Linked DNA regions of Homo sapiens: region 1 is linked to region 2. A link is a loop called in an ENCODE intact Hi-C map of the cell type or tissue named here. Cell type or tissue: endothelial cell of umbilical vein. All regions are shown on one strand. Each heading gives the region's core, and the rest is flanking DNA. Links, peaks and the distances in the headings are about the cores only. Region 1 holds the start of CD209 (CD209 molecule). Region 2 holds the start of LOC124904628 (a long non-coding RNA gene).

Region 1 (10,097 bases), core at 5,380-7,879, 51 kb after region 2:
ACTCAAGGAGCTGAGGCAGGAGGATTGCTTGAGCCCAGGGTTTTGAGGGTGCAATGAGCTGATTGTGTCTGGGAATAGCCACTGCACTCCAGCCTAGGCAACAGAGTGAGACCCCATCTCTTAAAAAAAAAAACACATATAGACTAAAAGTGAAAGGATGATAAAAGAAATTCTAACAAATGGAAACAAAAAGTGAGCAGGAGTAGCTACACTGATATCAGATAAAACAGACTTTAAGTCAAAGACAGTAAAAATAGGCAAAGAAGGTCATTATATAATGATAAAGGGATTGATTCAGCAAGAGGATATAACAATTTTAAATATATGTGTACCCAACACCAAAGCCCCAGATATATAAAGGAAATCTTATTAGATCTACAGGGAGAGATAGACTTCAATACAATAATAGTTTGGGGCTTCAACACCCCACTCTCAGCACGAGACAGATAATCTAGACAGAAAAATCAACAAAGAAACATCAGATTTAAACTACAATTTAGCCCAAATGGACCTAACAGATATTTGCAGAATATTTCATCCAACAGCTGCAGCACACACATTCTTCTCATCAGCACATGGAACATACTCCAGAATAGATCACATGTTGGGCCACAACACATTTTTTACAAAATCAGAATTATATCAAATATCTTCTCAGACCACAATGGAGTAAAACTACAAATTAATAACAAGAGGAACTCTGAAAACTGTACAAATACATGGAAATTAAACCATATGCTCCTGAACAACCACTGGGTCAATGAAGACCTTAAGAAAGAAATAAAAAAAATTCTTGAAACAAATCAAAATGGACACAGAGCATACCAAAATCTGTGGGATACAATAAAAGCAACACTAAAAGGAAAGTTTAAAGCAATAAATGCCTACATCAGGGCCGGGTGCGGTGGCTCATGCCAGTAATCCCAGCACCTTGGGAGGCCAAGGTGAGAGGCTTGCTTGAGCCCAGGAGTTCAAGACCAGCCTAGGCAACATAGTGAGATGCCGTCTTAAAAACAAAAAAACACACAAAATGCCTACATCAAAAAAGTAGAAAGATTTCAAATAAACAACCTAGGAATACACCTCAAGGAACTAGGAATGTAAAACCAAACCAAACCCAAAATTAGATGGAAGGAAATAACACAAACCAGAACAGAACTAAATGAAATAAAGACTAAAAACAAAAACAAAAACAAAAACAGAGGATCAGCAAAAGGAAATTTTTTTAAAAGATAATCAAAATTGATAAACCACTATCTAGACTAACCAAGAAAAAAAGAGATAAGGCCCAAATAAACAAAATCAGAACTGAAAAGGAGAGATTACGATTGAAACCACAGAAATACACAGAAAAAAAATCATCAGAGACTATTATGAACAACTATATGCTAACCAAATTAGAAGACCTAGAGGAAATGGATAAATTCCTGGACAACCTACCAAGATTGAAACAGGAAGAAATAGAAAACCTGAAACAGAACAATAATGAGTAATGAGATTGAATCAAAGTAAAATGCCTCCCAACAAAGAAATGCCCAGGGCTGGATGACTTCACTGCTAAATTCTACCAAACTTACAAAGAACTAACATAAATTCTCAAACTAATCCAAAAAATTGAAGAGGAAGGAATTCTTCCTAACTCATTCTACCAGGCCCACATTACGCCAAGACTAAAACTAGACAATTACACCATAAAACAGAAAACAGTCCTTGCTTTCAATTGTTTTGAGTATACACCCAGAAGTGGGATTGCTGGATTATATGTAATGAAATTTTTATTTCTATTTTTTAGGAACTGCCATACTGTTTTCTGTGGTGACCGCACCATTTTACATTCCCACCAACAATGCACAAGAGTTCCAGTTTCTCCACATCTTTGCCATTATTTGTTATGTTATTATATTATTATTATTATTATTGTTTTTGAGATGGAATCTCACTCTGTCGCCCAGGCTGGAGTGCAGTGGCATGATCTTGGCTCACTGCAAGCTCTGCCTCCTGGGTTCACACTATTCTCCTGCCTCAGCCTCCCGAGTAGCTGGGACTACAGGCACCCGCCACCACACCCGGCTAATTTTTTTGTATTTTTAGTAGAGACGGGGTTTCACCGTGTTAGCCAGGATGGTCTCGATCTCCTGACCTCATGATCTGCCCGCCTCGGCCCCCAGAGTGCTGGGATTACAGACGTGAGCCACTGTGCCCGGCCACGTTATTATTTTTTGTAGTAGTCATCCTAGTGGGTGTTAGGTGGTATCTCATTGTGGTTTTAATTTGCATTTCCTGAATGATTAGTGATGTCGAGCATCTTTTCACGTGCTCGTTGGCCACTTGTATATCTTCTTTGGAAAAATGTTTAGTCAAGTCCTTTGCCCATTTTTAATTGGGTTGTTTTTCCATTGTTGATCTGTACTTTTGCTCATCTTTAAACTAGGTTTGTTGTTTTCTTACTGTTGGGTTTTAGGAGTTCTTTACTTACTTTGAATATGAGTCTCTTTTTTCTTTTGAGATTGGGTCTTGCTCTGTTTCCCAGGCTGAAGCTCACTGGCACTATCATAGCTCACTGCAGCCTTGACCTCCTGAGCTTAAGCAATCTCCCACCTCAGCTGCCCAAGTAGCTGGGACTACAGGTGTGCACCACCACGCTTGGCTAAATTTTTAAATTATTTGTAGAGACAAGATCTCACGGTGCTGCCCAGGCTGGATGATTTCTTTATATATGTCTTGCAAATATTTTTGCAAGTTTGTGGATTTTCTTTTCATTTGTCTTGATTTCAATGGGAATGCTTCTAAAGTTTCTCCAGTAGAAATGGTGTTTGCTGTGGGTTTGATGGATACCACAACCATGTTAAGGATATTTCCTTCTACTCTTAGTTGATGAAGACTTAAAAATGTAAATCATGAGTCACTGTTGAGTTTTATTGAACCCTTTTATTTGATCTACTGTGATATGTAGGTTTTCTACTTTAAATTGTTTATTTGATTTATTATTATTATTATTATTTGAGATGGAGTCTCACTCTGTAGCCCAAATTGGAGTGCAATGGCACAATCTCGGCTCACTGCAACCTCTGCCTTTCGGGTTTAAGCGATTCTCCTGCCTCAGCCTCCCAAGTAGCTGGGATTATAGGCATGTGCCACCGTGTTGGCTAATTTTGTGTTTTTAGTAGAGATAGGGTTTCACCATGTTAGCTAGGCTGGTCTTGAACTCCTGACCTTAGGTGATCCATTCACCTCAGCCTCCTAAAGCGCTGGGATTACAGATGTGAGCCACAGTGCCCGGATGGTATGCTATTATTAATAGATTTTCTGATGCCATCCATGTGTTTGTCAAAAAAACTTTATTTGATCATAATGTTGTATAGGGAGAAACATGACAAACAGTACCTCAGCTAAGTTATCAAGCTTGGCTGATGATAAGTAATAAGTAATATCCATGATAAGTAATATCATATGATAAACAAAAACAAAAAAACTAAAACTGTAAACAAAACATACATTTCAAGATGAAATAAAATAAACGGCTGATGGAAAAATAAAATGACATTAGAGGAGGAAGGACCAAGAAAAGGGGTAATAAGAATGTAGTTGGGCTGGGCGCAGTGGCTCACGCCTGTAATCCCAGCACTTTGGGAGGCCGAGGCCGGTGGATCACCAGGTCAGGAGATCGAGACCATCCTGGCTAACACGGTGAAACCCCGTCTCTACTGAAAATACAAAAAATTAGCCAGGCGTGGTGGCAGGCGCCTGTAGTCCTAGTTACTGGGGAGGCTGAGGCAGGAGAATGGTGTGAACCCGGGAGGCGGAGCTTGCAGTGAGCCGAGATCGCGCCACTGCACTCCAGCCTGGGCGACAGAGCAAGACTCCGCCTCAAAAAAAGAAAAAAAAAAAAGAACGTAGTTGGTCAGATGTGCTACAGGGGACTTTGAATTGACTATCTAGCCAAAAGTCTTATTTCCTGGCTCACACAATACTGTGGAGGCGGGGGCAGAGGGGACACTCACCTGTCCCCAGGAGCCAAAATGGCACTGACTGGTCTCCAACTTAGGGCCTGGGTGAAGGTCTTCTCCACCAAGGCCAGGTGCCCAGGTTTCCCAGCTTGGGCCAGCTCAGCTGTCACAGGGGACCAGTAGCCTATTGGCCTGCTGGTCAGAGTGGCTGGTCCCACATCACATGGCACTACAGCCGAATGTTCATCTGCTCAGCTCCATTGCCTGCTAGGGAAGATGATGGTTCTTCAAAGAGTCCTTGGTTAGTGTTACAGCTCTGCAGCTTTGATTACCGTAGTGCTGATGGCTGTCTTGCTGTCTCTCGTCAACTGCTGCCTCTCCGTCTCACCAATCATCATCCTGCTGACCGCTGATCACCATCTGATATCGTTTGGGTGTGTCCCTACCCAAATCTCACCTTGAATCGTAGCTCCCATAATTCCCTCGTGTTGTGGGAGGAACCCAGTGGGAGATAATTGAATCATGGGTGCAGTTTCCTCCACACTGTTTTCGTGGTAGTGAGTCAGTCTCATGAGACCCGATGGTTTTATAAGGGGAAACCCCTTTTGCTTGGCTGTCTCATTCGCTCTGGTCTGCTGCCATGTAAGACTTACCTTTTGCCTTCCACCTGATTGTGAGGCCTCCCTAGCCATGTGGAACCGCCCATTAAACCTCTTTTTCTTTCTTTCTTTCTTTTCTTTTCTTTTCTTTTTTTTTTTTTTTTCACAATCCAGAGGTCTTTTATTTTTTTAACACCTCTGATGCCATGAATTCATAGGGAAGAGTTTCCAGCAGCTCAGCCTCCTTCCCATTGGTTCTCACAAAGCATGCTTCTCTGGGTGGAGCAGGCTGGTGCTTCAGTTGAACCCAGGTACCTTTCTCTTTGGCTTCTTTCTGTTTCTGATTATTTTCCTTCACACATTTCAGGAAGCTATCTCAGCTCTTAGCATGCTTAATGCGCTCAATGCACACATTAATTCTCTCGGCATGAATCTTGCCCTTGTTTGTTTACAACAATGCCAACAGCATGCTGGGTAACATTGTAGACTCTTCCAGTTTTGCCACGGTAACCCTTGTGGTCCATTCCTTTTTGAACAGTACCCATTCCCTTGATGTCTACAATATCACCTTTCTTACAAATTCGCATATACGTGGCCAAAGGAACAACTCCATGCTTTCTAAAAGGCCTAGAGAACATATATTGGGTGCCTCTCCTCTTCCCCTTTGCGTTCATCATTTTGGCAAATTACTGGAAGATGGCAGTTACGGCCAAAAGGCACCTCTTTTTCTTACAAATTGCCCAGTTTCAGGTACGTCTTCATCAAGCAGCGTGAAAACAGACTAATATACCACCTCTCTGTCTTTCTTTCTTTGCCACCACTCCACCACTCTCTGATCACCACCTCTCTGTCTCACTGACCTATCACCGACGGGCGCCTCTTGCCACCTTACCAGTTGCCGTCTTGCTGTCTTGCCATCCCTTGCTGTTTCACCTCTCTGCCAATCACCAATTGCCACTGTCTCTGCTGTCTTACTAATTCTTCAGTGATCCCCACTGTCTCACTGTCTCACTGGCGATCACCATCGGCAGATCGGCAGTGCTGCACCAGTCACTGCCGCTTGCTCACTGTCTTTGTTCCTTCAAGGTCACCAAATGTTGCAGGACAGGTGAACCCCAAAATTGGGGCTTAGCTGGGGAGGGTTCTTGGCTTCGCTCTGGAAAGAATTCAAGGGTGAGCCAGTGATGTCAGACAGAGATTTTTTTTTTTTTTGAGACAGAGTTTCACTCTTGTTGCCCAGGCTGGAAGGCAATGGCACGATCTTAGCTCACCGCAACCTCTGCCTCCCAGGTTCAAGCGATTCTCCTGCCTCAGCCTCCTGAGTAGCTGGGATTATGGGCATCAGCCACCATGCCTGGCTAATTTTGTATTTTTAGTAGAGACAGGGTTTCTCCATGTTGGTCAGACTGGTCTTGAACTCCCAACCTCAGGTGATCTGCCTGCCTTGGCCTCCCAAAGTGCTGGGATTACAAGCGTGAGCCACCTTTTGTTTGTTTGTTTGTTTGTTTTTGACATGGAGTCTCACTCTGTCGCCCAGGCTGGAGTGCAGTATTGCAGTCTCGGCTCACTGCAACCTCTGCCTTCCAGGTTCAAGTGATTCTCCTGCCTCAGCCTCCCGAGTAGCTGGGATTACAGGCATCAGCCACCATGCCTGGCTAATTTTGTATTTTTAGTAGAGACAGGGTTTTACCATGTTGCTCAGGCTGGTCTCGAACTCCTGACCTCAGGTGATCTGCCCGCCTCAGCCTCCCAAAGTGCTGGGATTACAGGCGTGAGCCACCGGTTTTGTTTGTTTGTTTTTGAGATGGAGTCTCACTCTCTCGCCCAAGCTGGAGTGCATTGTCACAGTCTCAGCTCACTGCAACCTCTGCCTCCCAGGTTCAAGCAATTCTTCCGCCTCAGCCCCCTGAGTAGTTGGGACTACAGACACGTGCCATGCCTGGCTAATTTTTTTTGTATTTTTAAAAGAGATGGGGTTTCACCATGTAGCCAGGAGGGTCTCGAACTCCTGACCCTGTGATCCGCCCACCTCAGCCTCCCAAAGTGTTAGGATTACAGGCGTGAGCCACCATACCTGGCCTTAGACAGATATTTTTTATGTAATGATACTGCTCCTTGTGAAGCAGGGCTAACTCATAGGCAGTGCACCCAGAGTCAACAACATACAAGCTCTTGGCAGCTGTAGTTATACTCATGTCAACTCACTTTCAGTTATACGTCAGTTAAGGGGTGGGTCAATGCAAATTGAGGAGCAGGTTCTTTAGAAGTTTTAAGGAAAAGGGCGAAGATGTCCAGGTTGTTTCCATGGAAACAGGTGGGAACTTCTAGGTCATTGCCATGGCATCGGTAAACAGTCATGGCACTGGAGGGAGTATCTTATGCCCACGAGCAATGAGGCAGCCAGGGATTGCTTTTGTTGCCATCTGCTGGTTCCTGCTGGTTTCTTCACATCATCTCATCTGGACCAGATTCTGTATGGGTCTGCAGGGTTGTGGCCAGAAAACAAGTTCTTCCAGTTTCCTACCTCATTACCATGTGAAATGTTACCATTAGGAGAAACTGGGTTCACATTAGGGATCCCTAGGTGAGGGATTTACATATGGGAAATCTCTTTCCTACATTTGCAACTTTGCTATAAACCCAAAATTATTCTAAAATTAAAACATTTTAAAAAAGAATACAAAGTAAAGATCAGGTCGAAAACCACTATTTGATTATGATACATGTATGTATTTTCCATCTTTAAACTGAGATTTAACACACATGTGGTAAATGCACATCTCTATGATCAAAATATAGAACATTTCCAGCATACAGAAACCCCGTTGTCAATCTCCACCTGCTCCTTCCTGATAATTCCCATTCTGAGTCTCCTTCAAAGGTTAGTTCTGCCTGTTCTCAAAATTCACACAAAATCAAATCTTACAGTGTGTACTCACTCTGTCTGGGTCCTTTTACTGTTTTGTGAGATTTATCTATGTTATTAAATGTACTAGTACTTTGCTTTTTCATTGCTGTATAGTATTCCAATCTTTGAATATGCCATTATATTTTTTATCATTCACCTGCTGGTGGACACGGGGTTGTTCCAATTTCAGATCATTCTAAATAAAGCTGCTATGGATCTTTTCTTTCCTCTTTGATACTATTTCACTCTTTGGTTAACAGCATGCACTGTGGAGGCAGACTGGGTTCAAGTCTCAGCCCCACCATCTACCAGCTGTGTGACCTTGGGCCAGTTAGCTAAACTTGCAGTGCCTCCTCAGTTTCCTCATCTGTATAATGGAGGTCATATGATCTACTGAAGGGTAGGAACATTAAATGAATGAGTTTATAAAGCTGTTGGAAAAGTACCTGACTACCCTAGGCATTAAATAAACAAGCAATTATGATTCTGCCCCAACTCCCAAAGTCAGCAGGAATTCCCAAAAATGAGGACAGCAGCAGCTCAAAGCAGGAAAGCCAGGAGGTCACAGGGGACAGTGCTTCCAGGAACTGGGGGTGCTACCTGCCTACCCTTGCCCTAGTGGAGGGGGTGTAACACAGTAGCTTTCTCTTACAATTTATCAGATTTCATTAAAAGCATCCCACTGCTCAGCCATCCATGAGTGGATGAGTCCTTCTCCCTGTCAACCCCAGACCATCCCCCACTGCCTCCCTGAAATTCTTGAAAGATCCGGCCCATCTCATGCTCTGATGCTTTCCACTAGTCTTTTGGATGACAGATCCCTACCCAACTTCCTGTTTCTCTTTCTGTGGGAGACTAGATTTAGGAAGTAAAGATCACAGGGTGGGAAATAAAAGCTGTGGCCCCCAGGAGTTCTGGACACTGGGGGAGAGTGGGGTGACATGAGTGACTCCAAGGAACCAAGACTGCAGCAGCTGGGCCTCCTGGGTGAGGCTGGGTTGGGACGCTGGGATTCTGGGAAGGGGGAAGGGATGGCCAGCCATGGCCTCAGCCTGCCCAGGCTCTGATTTCACGTCTATCCATTCAGAGGAGGAACAGCTGAGAGGCCTTGGATTCCGACAGACTCGAGGATACAAGAGCTTAGCAGGTAGAGAGGACTTAGCAGTTTGGGAGGAGAGACGAGAGACTCCTGGACTCCTGGGTCCTGAGGAGCTGGACGCTGGGGCCTGGACTCTTGGGTCCTGGGGATGTGGGGCTAGGGGCCTGGACTCCTGGGACCTGAGGAGGTTGAGTTTGGGGCCTGAATTCCTGGTTCCTGGGAAGGTGGAGGCTGGGGCCAAGACTCCTGGGTTCTGGGGAGGTAGAAGTTGAAGCCTGGGTTCCTGGGTCCTGGGGAGGTGGGGTCAGGGGCCTAGACTCCTGGGTCCTGGAGAGGTGGGGGCCTGGGCCTGGACTCCTGGGTCATGGGGAGGTGGGGACTTGGGCCTGGGTTCCTGGGACCTGGGGATGTAGGGGCTGGGACCCAGATTCTTGGGTCTTGGGGAGGTGGGAGCAGGTACCTGGGTTACTGGGACCTGGGGAAGGGGAGGCTGGGTCCTGGGTCCCTGGGTCCTGGGGAGGTGGGAGCTGGGGGCCTGGGTTCCAGGGACCTGGGAATGTAGAGGCTGGGGCCTGGATTCCTGGGTCCTGGGGAGGTGGAAGCAGGTACCTGGTTCCTGGGACCTGGGGAAGGGGAGGCTGGGGACGGGGTCCCTGGGTCCTGGGGAGGTTAGAGCTAGGGCCTGGATTCCCAGGTGTTGGAGTGGAGGGGGCTGGGGCTGGGGTTCCTGGGTCCTGGGGTGCTGAGGGATTTAGACCAGGCTCTCCCTGGGCCAGGCTCCGGTGGGGACACTGGCAGGCTGACGCATGTATCCTCTCTCAGGGTGTCTTGGCCATGGTCCCCTGGTGCTGCAACTCCTCTCCTTCACGCTCTTGGCTGGGCTCCTTGTCCAAGGTCAGGGGCAGGTTCTGAGGGTCTGGGGTCCCCACGCCTGGCTTTTGGCTGTGGACACAGCCTGGGGCTGCCAGATCTGGGAGGGAGGTGGGACTGAGAGCCAAGATGTTGTCCCTGGGGGTCTGTAGGGGCCTCTCCCACAGCCCCTCCCCACTCTAGGGCAGGACAGGAGAGGGAGGAGGAGGAGGACAGGAAGAATCTGGCTCTCCTTGGCCTTCTGTGCTGCCTTCTCCAGGTGTCAGTTTTCTTCATCTTCAAAGGGGATTAACCAAGACCTTGGCTCTCACAAATGATGTCCCTATGGGGCTCAGTTCAAGGCTTGGCACACAGTAGGTGTTTAATAATTGCAGTTCCTTTTTTTTCTTGGCCCAGTGTCCAAGGTCCCCAGCTCCATAAGTCAGGAACAATCCAGGCAAGACGCGATCTACCAGAACCTGACCCAGCTTAAAGCTGCAGTGGGTGAGCTCTCAGAGAAATCCAAGCTGCAGGAGATCTACCAGGAGCTGACCCAGCTGAAGGCTGCAGTGGGTGAGCTTCCAGAGAAATCTAAGCTGCAGGAGATCTACCAGGAGCTGACCCGGCTGAAGGCTGCAGTGGGTGAGCTTCCAGAGAAATCTAAGCTGCAGGAGATCTACCAGGAGCTGACCTGG
Region 2 (10,097 bases), core at 4,517-7,016:
TACTTAACAGTTGGGGAAATAATAGCCTAACTAAAAATCTTAGAAGGAAAAGCGCCAGGCGCGGTGGTTCACGCCTGTAATCCCAGCACTTTGGGAGGTCGAGGCGGGAGGATCACTTGAGGTCAGGAGATCGAGACCATCCTGGCTAACACGGTGAAACCCCGTCTCTACTGAAAATACAAAAAATTAGCCGGGTGTGGTGGCGGGCGCCTGTAGTCCAAGCCAGGAGAATGGTGTGAACCCAGGAGGCGGAGCTGGCAGTGAGCCGAGATCGCGCCACTGCACTCCAGCCTGAGCCACAGAGCGAGACTCCGTCTCAAAAAAAAAAAAAAAAAAAATCTTAGAAGGAAAAATGAAGACATTAGATGTTCGGAGGGACTTTTGAAAAATTCTGACATATTTCTGGGGATATGGAAGGCCACATGCTTAGGAAAGACCTGAGACAGCCCTAAGCTCACACCGCTGGCCGACTTCGAGGCTCTGTGTAAGCAGGAAGTGAGAGCTAAAGCACAGTTGTAAATTTCCTGGGTGAATGTTGAAGGTGTGTCCCTAATAAGTACACAGAGCTCCCTGGCAAAGACTGGCAGACTTCCGATTCCAGACATTCAAGGAAATCTCTGTCCAACCACTAGCTAACCATGAAGCTAACTGAGCAAAGACTTCAGTAGCCATGACAGAGAATATAGACTTTACAGAAGTAGTTTAGAAAAGTCATTTAACAGGCCTGGCACAGTGGCTCATGCCTGTAATCCCAGCACTTTGGGAGGCTGAGACAGGTGGATCACCTGAGGTCAGGAGTTCGAAACCAGCCTGACCAACATGGTGAAACCCTGTCTCTACTAAAAATACAAAAATTAGCCAGGTGTGGTGGGGTGTGCCTGTAATCCCAGCTACTCAAGAGGCTGAGGCAGGAGAATCGCTTGAACCCAGGAGGCAGAGGTTGCAGTAAGCCGAGATCACGCCATTGCACTCCAGCCTGGGCGACAGAGCGAGACTCCACCTCAAAAAAAACTATTTTTATAGTGACAGGGTCTCACTATGTTGCCCAGGCTGAGCTTGAGCCCCTGGGCTCAAGTGATCCACTGACTTTAGCTTTCCAAAGTGTTGGGATTACAGGCATGAGCCATCACACTCGGCCAGCTGTTGGCATTTAGAATAGTCTTTCTAGCAAGACCAATATTCCAGGACCATAAAAGCTGACTGAATATCTGTTCTAGGATGAGGGATAGGCTCCAGGGATTCCTTTCTTCCCTGGAAGGTTGACTCTTGTGTGTTGGGGAGTGGGGCAGGGGGGTGGGCTGGGGCCAAGGGCCAGGGAGGACAATTTGGTCCTGACTCTCTTATTTGGGGTCTTTATGGATCTGCTCTAACACCAGCCAGTTAGAGCCAGGAGACTGCAAGCTGGGACCTGTGCATTGATCAGGTATGCCTGAGGCCAATGGTGAAGGGAGGATGGACCCTTTGAATCCAGTTATTTGGCTCTCTGGGCTCCTGCCCTGAGGTTCCCTCCAGCCCTGCTGCCCCAGCATCTAAGCCTGGAGTACCAGGGGCTCGAGGGCATGCGTGAGCCATGGACAGGATCCTGGGGAAGTTCCAGCTTAACCTGGGGGCCTCTTCCTTCTGCCCCAGCCACAGCCGGTACTTACTCAGCTCCACCCCCAGGAAGAGACTCCTGGGCTTCTCCTGTCCACCTGTGCTTCCATTGTACATTTGTCACTACAACCTGGAAGAGGCTCTGCCGTTGAGGTTGTCAGTCAGCCTGGAAGTCAATCCTGTCAGTTCGTCTCTGTTGCTGTTCAGTGAGTCAGAGATCTCCACTTGATCATCAGTAAGTTAGACTAGATCTGTCTGTGGATCTTCCAAATTGCCACTTAACCCAGCTCAGCAAGCAGTTAGGCCACCAGGTACGCATTTCGACTTCCATCCCCCACCTGGGAGTCTTTCTCAGCTAGTTACTCTTTGAGCTAGGATGCATGATGGCCTGCAAAGATATCCAAGTCCTGGCCAGGCATGGTGGCTCACATGTGTAATCCCAGCAGTTTGGGAGGCTGAGGCGGGCGGATCACCTGAGGTCGGGAGTTCGAGACCGGCCTGACCAAGATGGTGAAACTCTGTCTCTACTAAAAATACAAAGTTAGCCAGGTGTGGTGGTGCATGTCTGTAATCCCAGCTACTCAGGAGGCTGAGACAGGAGAATCACTTGAACCTGGGAGGTGGAGGTTGCAGTGAGTTGAGATCATGCCATTGCACTCCAACCTGGGCAACAAGAGTGAAACTCCTTCTCAAAAAAAAAAAAAAAAAAGATATCCAAGTCCTAATCCCTGGATCCTATGAATGTCACCTTATATGGCAAAAAGAGACTTTGCAGATATGATTGCGATTTTAAGATAGAAAGATATTGTGTGCTAAATAATCTGTCTAGTCACTACCTCTGGTTCCTGGCAGGGGGCGTCTAAACTCTTGGAATTTTCCAAGTAATAGAAGTGTCTTAATGGCCAACAAACATATGGAAAAATGCTCAACATCACTAATGATCAGGGAGATGCAAATCAAAACCACAATGTGATACCACCTTACTCCTGCAAGAATGGCCATAATCAAAGACTCAAAAAATAATAGATGTTGGTGTGGATGTGGCAAACAGGGAACACTTTTACACTGCTGGTGGGAATGTAAACTAGTACAACCACTATGGAAAACAGCGTGGAGATTCCTTAAAGAACTAAAAGTAAAACTACCATTTGAGCCAGCAATCCCACTACTGGGTATCTATCCAGAGGAAAAGAAGTCATGATACAAAAAAGATACTTGTTCACACATGTTTATAGCAGCACAATTCGCAAGTGCAAAAACGTGGAACAAACCTAAATTTCCATCAGTCAACGAATGGGTGAAGAAACTGTGGCATACATATAAAATGGAATACTACTCAGCCATGAAACGGAATGAATTAATGGGATTTGCAGCAACCTGGATGGGACTGGAGACCATTATTCTAAGTGAAGGAACTCAGGAATGGAAAACCAAACATTGTATACTCTCACTCATAAGTGGGAGCTAAGCTATGAGGATGCAAAGGCATAAGAATGACACAGTGGATTTTGGGGGCTCAAGGGGAAAGGGTGGAAAGCTGACGGATAGAATACTACAAATTAGGTGCAGTGTATACTGCTTGGGAGATGGGTGCACCAAACTCTCATGAATCACCACTAAGGAATTTAATCATGTAACCAAATACATGTTCCCCCAAACCTATGGAAATAAAAAAAAAAAAGAAGCGTCTTTATTATTCATGGGGGCCCTGGACCATAACTGAGCTTATACCAAGGAGGTGACTCAGGATGGGGGCTGGTCATGCCAGAAACACCAACCACCAAGGTTGGGATTTTTAGCCACCTGACCTCCAGGAAGGGGAAGGGGCTGAAGGTGGGGTTCAATCATGTAGATAATGGTTGGATCAACCCCACCTACTTTTTAATCCTGCCTATTTTTAAATACAAAACTAGCCGGGCATGGTGACACACACCTATAATCCCAGCTACCAGGGAGGCTGAGGCACGAGAATCCCTTGAACCTGGGAGGTGGAGGATGCAGTGAGCTGAGATTGTGCCACTGCACTCCAGCCTGGGTGACAGAGTGAGACTCCATCTAAAAAACAAATAAATGAGGCCAGGCGCGGTGGCTCACACCTGTAATCCCAGCACTTTGGGAGGCTGAGGCGGGTGGATCACGAGGTCAGGAGATCAAGACCATCCTGGCTAACATGGTGAAACCCCGTCTCTACTAAAAATACAAAAAATTAGCTGGGCGTGCTGGTGGGCACCTGTAGTCCCAGCTGTTCCGGAGGCTGAGGCAGGAGAATGGCCTGAACCTGGGAGGTGGAGCTTGCAGTGAGCTGAGATCACGCCACTGCACTCCAGCCTGGGAGACAGCGAGACTGTGTCTCAAAAAAAATAAAGTAAATAAATAAATAAATAAATAAATAAAACAAAACAAAAAAGAAGAGCTCACCAGAGCCAGCAGCCTGAAACAAAAGTGCTGGTGGAAAGGTTTATGGGGTGCCAGTTTAGTCAGTCACCCCTGTGTAGGACACCTATGGAAAACTGTAGGGGGCCCTTAGGAGAATCATCTCCGCAAGCCATTAAGTTCCCAGGCCAGAGGGCATGACCTGCTCTGCGGCTTTACACAGAATGCTCTGGGCTGACACACTCCCTTGAAGTGTTGGAACGTGACCAGACATCCTAGCTCCTTGTAAAACCGGCCCCCACCAGCTGCAGCCCGATAAGTTAAAGACTGTCTTAGCAGTTAGACATATGCTTTTAGCTTAAAGGAAATTCATATAACCGCCACTGCTCTACATCTTTCCAATGACGTACGCTCCCGCTCCTTCACCGTTTCATCCCAGCTGCTTCTTAGATCAAAAGATTGTGCTCAATAAATCGTCAGGCAACCAGAACTCTGGGCGTTTTGCAGCCTTCACTCTAGCAACTGGCCCCCTGGGCCTGCTTTAAAATCTTAACTTGTCTTTTCTCATTCCTTTGTCGCCACCGGACTTCAGGTACCCACGGGTAGTGTTGAGGCTGGACCCCACCATCTGGCGCCCAACGTGGTATCTCCAAAACAACCGGGTGAAGGAATGCAGGAGCGTCGAAAATGAAGGACCGACAGATGGAGAACTCCCAAGGACGAAAAGTTTTTTTTTAATTTTTACTTATTTATTTATTTATTTATTTTTGAGACGGAGTCTCGCTCTGTCACCCAGGCTGGAGTGCAGTGGCTCGATGTCGGCTCACTGCAAGCTCCGCCTCCCGGGTTCACGCCCTTCTCCTGCCTCAGCTCCCAAGTAGCTGGGACTACAGGCGCCCGCCTCCACGCCCGGCTAACTTTTTGTATTTTTAGTAGAGACGGGGTTTCACCATGTTAGCTATGATGGTCTTGATCTCCTGACCTCGTGATCCGCCCGCCTCGGCCTCCCAAAGTGCTGGGATTACAGGCGTGAGCCACCGCGCCGGCCAACGAAAAGACTTTTAAGCTCTGCAGGTAAGCGGGGCGCTCGGAGAATTCCAGGGTAACAACAGGAAATTGTGGGTCAGGCTGAGAGTAGACATAATAATTATTTGAGTTTGGTGCGGCAGTTATTGTGCCACTGTGGTTAAACGTGAGCACCCAAAATCTTCTGTCCCTGTTTCAGCTAATAGAACAATATTCTCCTTGGTTCCCGGAACACAGCTCCATGGATTTGAAAGACTGGGAAAAAATAAGGGCTGACTTCAAACAGGCACAAAAAGAGGGTCAAGAAATTCCTTTCTCCGCTTGGTCTGTGTGGGCGGCAGTGAAAACAGCACGTGAGCCTTTGCAGACTGAGGAGGAACCAGCATTTGGAAATGAAGGAGACGAGTTTGACGGTCAGGAGAGTGCACCATCTAGCTCCAGTTTAAAAAAGGCGGAGAATCAGGAGGTTATATATGCTAACCAAACACATATGAAAGAGACCGTCCAACCTACCGCACCCTCAGGGGAAGCTCCGGAATGGCCACCCGCGCCTAAGCCTTGTGAATTGCGGGCATGGAAGCCTGAGACGCGGTTCGCCGCGCCCATTGTTGCAAAACCTGCCGTTAATTACGGTAAAGGGATGATTCAGGCTCAGCCACCAGTTAATTAAAATTCAGGCTCGCCCTGCCGTTCATTACGGGGAAGGAGCAATTTCCCTTAAAAATGGATGACCCAGCGCCCTGTCTGGGTCGAACAGTGGCCGATCCCTAAGGAAAAATTGGGGGCGCTTTATGAAATAGTTAAAGAATTACTAGAAAAAGGACATGTTTCACACCCACTTTTTCTCCTTGGAATTCCCCAGTATTTGTAATTAAGAAAAAGTCCGGCAGATGGCGCATGCCGACCGATTTACTAGCGGTCAACGCTGTAATTCAACCGATGGGAGCTTTACAACCAGGGCTCCCATCCCCCATTATAATCCCTAAAGACTGGCCGCTTGTTATTATAGATTTAAAAGATTGCTTTTTTTTTTTTTTTTTTTTTTTTTTTTTTTTTACAATTCCTTTAGCAGAGGCAGATTTCGAAAAATTTGGCTTTACCATCCCTGCAGTTAATAATAAAGAACCTGCAGCCAGATATCATTGGAAGGTTTTACCTCGGGGTATGTTAAACAGTCTCACAATTTGTCAGACTTTTGTAGGCAGAACTATCCAGCCTGTTAGAGATCAATTTCCAGATGTGTGCAGCAAAAAATAGAGGCCAACTTATTCAATGTTATTCATCTTTGCAAAAGGCAATTACAAACGCTGGATTGCTTAAAGCATCTGACAAAATTCAAACAACCACTCCTTTTCAGTATTTGGGAATGCAAGTACAGGATAGAGCATTAAGCCTCAAAAGGTTCAAATTAGAAAAGCTTCTTTAAAAACCTTAAATGGGCGGGGGGGCAGTGGCTCACGCCTGTAATCCCAGCACTTTGGGAGGCTGAGGCGGGCGGATCACAAGGTCAGGAGATCGAGACCATCCTGGCTAACACAGTGAAACCCCGCCTCTACTAAAAATACAAAAAATTAGCCGGGCGTGGTGGCTGCGCGCCTGTAGTCCCAGCTACTCGGGAGGCTGAGGCGGGAGAATGGCGTGAACCCGGGAGGCGGAGCTTGCAGTGAGCCGAGATCAAGCCACTGCCCTCCAGCCTGGGGGACAGAGCAAGATTCCGTCTCAAAAACAAAAACAAAAACCAAATAAACCTTAAATGATTTTCAAAAATTGTTAGGCGATATTAATTGGATTCGGCCCACCTTAGGAATTCCTACTTATGCTATGTCTAATCTCTTCTCAATACTGAGGGGAGACTCCAGTTTACACAGTAAAAGAGAACTAACACCCGAGGCCATGAAAGAGTTAAGAGTAATTGAAGAAAAAATTCCGCAAGCCCAGGTCAGTAGGATTGACCCAGACTTGCCTTTACAATTCATTGTTTTCCCTACTTCACACTCCCCAACGGGGATTATTGTTCAAAATAATGATTTAGTTGAATAGTCCTTTTTGCCACGTAATACCATAAAAACACTTACAGTATATTTAGATCAGATGGCAATTTTAATTGGACAGGCTCGTATGCGAGTTGTTAAACTTTGTGGCACTGAACCTAATAAGATTATAGTTCCTATAAATAAAAATCAGGTTAAACAGGCATTTATTAATTCAGTTACATGGCAAGTTTATTTAGCAGAATTTGTTGGATGTATTGATAATCATTATCCTAAAAATAAAACTTTCCAGTTCTTAAAATTAACTACATGGGTTCCTCCGAAAATTACTCGTGATGCCCCTTTGGAAGGAGCTGTGACTGGTTTTTTTGTTTTGTTTTTGTTTTTTGAAACGGAGTCTCGCTGTGTCGCCCAGACTGGAGTGCAGTGGCGCTATCTCGGCTCACTGCAAGCTCCGCCTTCCCGGTTCACGCCATTCTCCTGCCTCAGCCTCCCCAGTAGCTGGGACTACAGGCGCCTGCCACCACGCCCTGCTAATTTTTTTGTATTTTTAGTAGAGACGGGGTTTCACCGTGTTCTCAATCTCCTGACCTCGTTATCCGCCCGCCTCGGCCTCCCAAAGTGCTGGGATTACCTGCATGAGCCACCGCGCCCGGCGGGAGCTGTGACTGGTTTTACTAATGGGTCTGGTAAAGATGGAAAAGCGGCAGTCTGGTGGAGACCACGTAATCCAATCACTGGATCTAAATTTACTAGCATTCGGAGAGCTGAGGCTGTTCTGTTTATTTATTAAATTACTTTTACAGCCTTAAGTTCGCTCTGGAGCCCACTCTGTGTGCCTCTTTTTCTTCAACTTCAGCAATTGCCGGACCAAGGTACACATCCTATTTTTATTACACACGTTTGAGCCCACAGATCTCTGCCTGGCCCATTGGCTTGTGGCAAGATCAAGCAGACCTTCAGGTTATGACATCACTGCTTGACCAAGCCACCCAATCACATCAATTTTTCCACCAAAATTGGAGAAACTTATCTAAACAATTTCAACTAGCCCAGAGACTGGCTAAACAAATTATCCTACAATGCCCAGATTACCAGCTGACAGGCACGTTTCCTCCTTAAACAGGTGTTAACCCTAGAGGATTGGAACCTAATCAGTTGTGGCAAACAGATGTTAAACACATCCCTAAATTTTGGAAACTAAGATATGTACATATATCCATTGTTACCAACACTCATCTAATTATTGTACATTAGAAAGAGAAATAGAAAAAAATAAGAGAGAGACTAGAAGAGACAGAAATCAGAAAAAGATGCAAAAAGAAAGACTAAGGAAAGAAATGAAGTAGGAAGAAGGGAAAGGAAATATTAAGAAAGTTATAAAAATGTACCTTTAGTAAGGAAAGTTATAAAACATACAAAGTTAAGGCATGTTGGCTGGGTGTGGTGGCTCACGCCTGTAGTCCCAGCACTTTGGGAGGCCGAGATAGGCGGATCACAAGGTCAGGAGATCGAGACCATCCTGGCTAACATGGTGAAACCCCGTCTCTACTAAAACTACACAAAATTAGCTGGGCGTGGTGGCTGGCGCTTGCAGTCCCAGCTACTCGGGAGGCTGAGGCAGGAGAATGGCGTGAACCCGGGAGGCGGAGTTTGCAGTGAGCCGAGTTCTTGCCACTGCACTCCGGTCTGGGTGACAGAGCAAGACTCCGTCTCAAAAAGAAAAAAAAAAAAAAGAAGAAAGTTAAGGCATGTTGAAGATTGTCTGTGAAAGTCATGAAAAATGTTATAAAAAGGAATTTGTGCAAGAAAGGTTGTATAATTTTTGTTTTGAAGGTCTAAGCAAGTTTTAAAATGATAATTGTAAAAAATTGTGTGTAAACATTTGCTAAAGTTAAAAAGGTATCATCCAGTTTTTCTATAAACTAAACATTAAAATAAAGCACAAGTTTTTCTTAAAACACTAACCTGCTCTTTAAAGATGGTAAAAAGTCTCTCAGCACAGGCACCACTCCTAGAATTTCCAGTACCAGCCTGAAGACTACGTCCTCATCAAATGACGGAAAGAAGAAAAAATTCGAGCCAGCCTAAGAAAGATCCTACAGGAACTGTAGCCTCAAAAATGCGGCTTCCGCAAACAACATAGGCCCCAGACATTGTGCTGAAGAAGCGAAGACTAAGCCAAATAATTCATTCATTTTTAATTCTCTCACTTTGCCTACTACCTATACCTACTACACTCTATTAAGCTCATATCTTAAATCCGCCTTTCTTCTTCCCTGTTACTTTAACAACCCCCCACCCCTCAGCTTCTAATAACATAACTGCTTAGCTAAAATAAATTAACATACCCCCAGTGGGGTTCCTCATTAATACTGTATAGTAAACTAAGATGCCAAGTAACACTACAGGTCACTCTTTGACTGGAAAAAAAAATGTTGCTAATTATACTCAGGTTTGTCTTCTGTTATTTACTAATCCTGGGATGCAAAGCTGGAATAAGAGCAGTGACCTCCTCGCCTGACAAACCTGTGGCTGCATATATCTACGCCCTGCAACCAAAAAACCCTAACACAGAAAACAAAAAAGGGGGAGAAGTTGGGATTCACTCATGATGGTGGCTATAATTGCAGTAATTGCTATGGTGGTAAGTCTCCATGGGGCTACAGCAGCACAAAATTATACCTGTTGGGCATATGGCCCATTCCCGCCTTTAATTAGGCCTGTCACTTGGTTGGAACCCCCGGTTGAGGTTTACGTTAATGATAGTGTTTGGACACCTGGACCAACTGATAACCAAGGCCCTATTCATCCAGAGGAGGAAGGAATGTTAATAAATGCATCCATTGGTTATCGCTCTCCTCCTGTATGTCTGGGGCCTGCAGCAGGATGTTTAGATTATGACAAACAAAGCTGGATGGTTTATGTCCCTGCGCATAATGGGTCAGAGGCCTCTATTCATATAGTTAGTGGAAGGAGCTTTCAATCTAAAACTAAAGTCATATCCTCAGGAAATTCCTATCGTGTAGCTAATATTCTTACTAATCAATTTAGACCAAGAAAGAAAAAATGCCCAGAACAATTGACAGTATGGTCTAAGGAAGCTGAGGAGCT

Evidence for each region. Hi-C counts contacts between places; a loop is a spot of excess contacts. Peaks named below come from ENCODE experiments on the same cell type or tissue, not always from the same donor. Only the 100,000 strongest peaks of a DNase experiment are listed, where the experiment ranks them.
Region 1: it touches region 2 in a loop (12-fold over the local background); 10 of 110 quality-filtered maps call a loop at or near these places.

What each region holds. Positions count from the first base shown.
Region 1 is chr19:7,745,810-7,755,906 of GRCh38, reverse strand. CD209 (CD209 molecule) reads left to right here and starts at 8,373. Exons shown (of 7, transcript NM_021155.4): 1 at 8,373-8,441; 2 at 8,542-8,601; 3 at 9,376-9,447; 4 at 9,820-10,097. The coding sequence starts at 8,396. It also overlaps the pseudogene RPL21P129. RefSeq lists a silencer at 6,730-7,024, an enhancer at 6,804-7,305, cis regulatory regions at 7,525, 8,060, 8,195, 8,257, 8,266-8,270 and 8 more and promoters at 6,741-8,377, 7,121-8,379, 6,741-8,379, 7,288-8,395, 7,355-8,423 and 7 more. In endothelial cell of umbilical vein, for the core only: no CTCF peak of the experiment used is centred there; a DNase peak (open chromatin) is centred at 6,936.
Region 2 is chr19:7,795,543-7,805,639 of GRCh38, reverse strand. It overlaps LOC124904628 (a long non-coding RNA gene), which reads right to left and starts at 9,041. Exons shown (of 2, transcript XR_007067118.1): 1 at 8,952-9,041. In endothelial cell of umbilical vein, for the core only: a CTCF peak has its summit at 5,881 (motif pointing right); DNase peaks (open chromatin) are centred at 5,929 and 6,909; H3K4me3 peaks cover 357 bases; H3K27ac peaks cover 859 bases.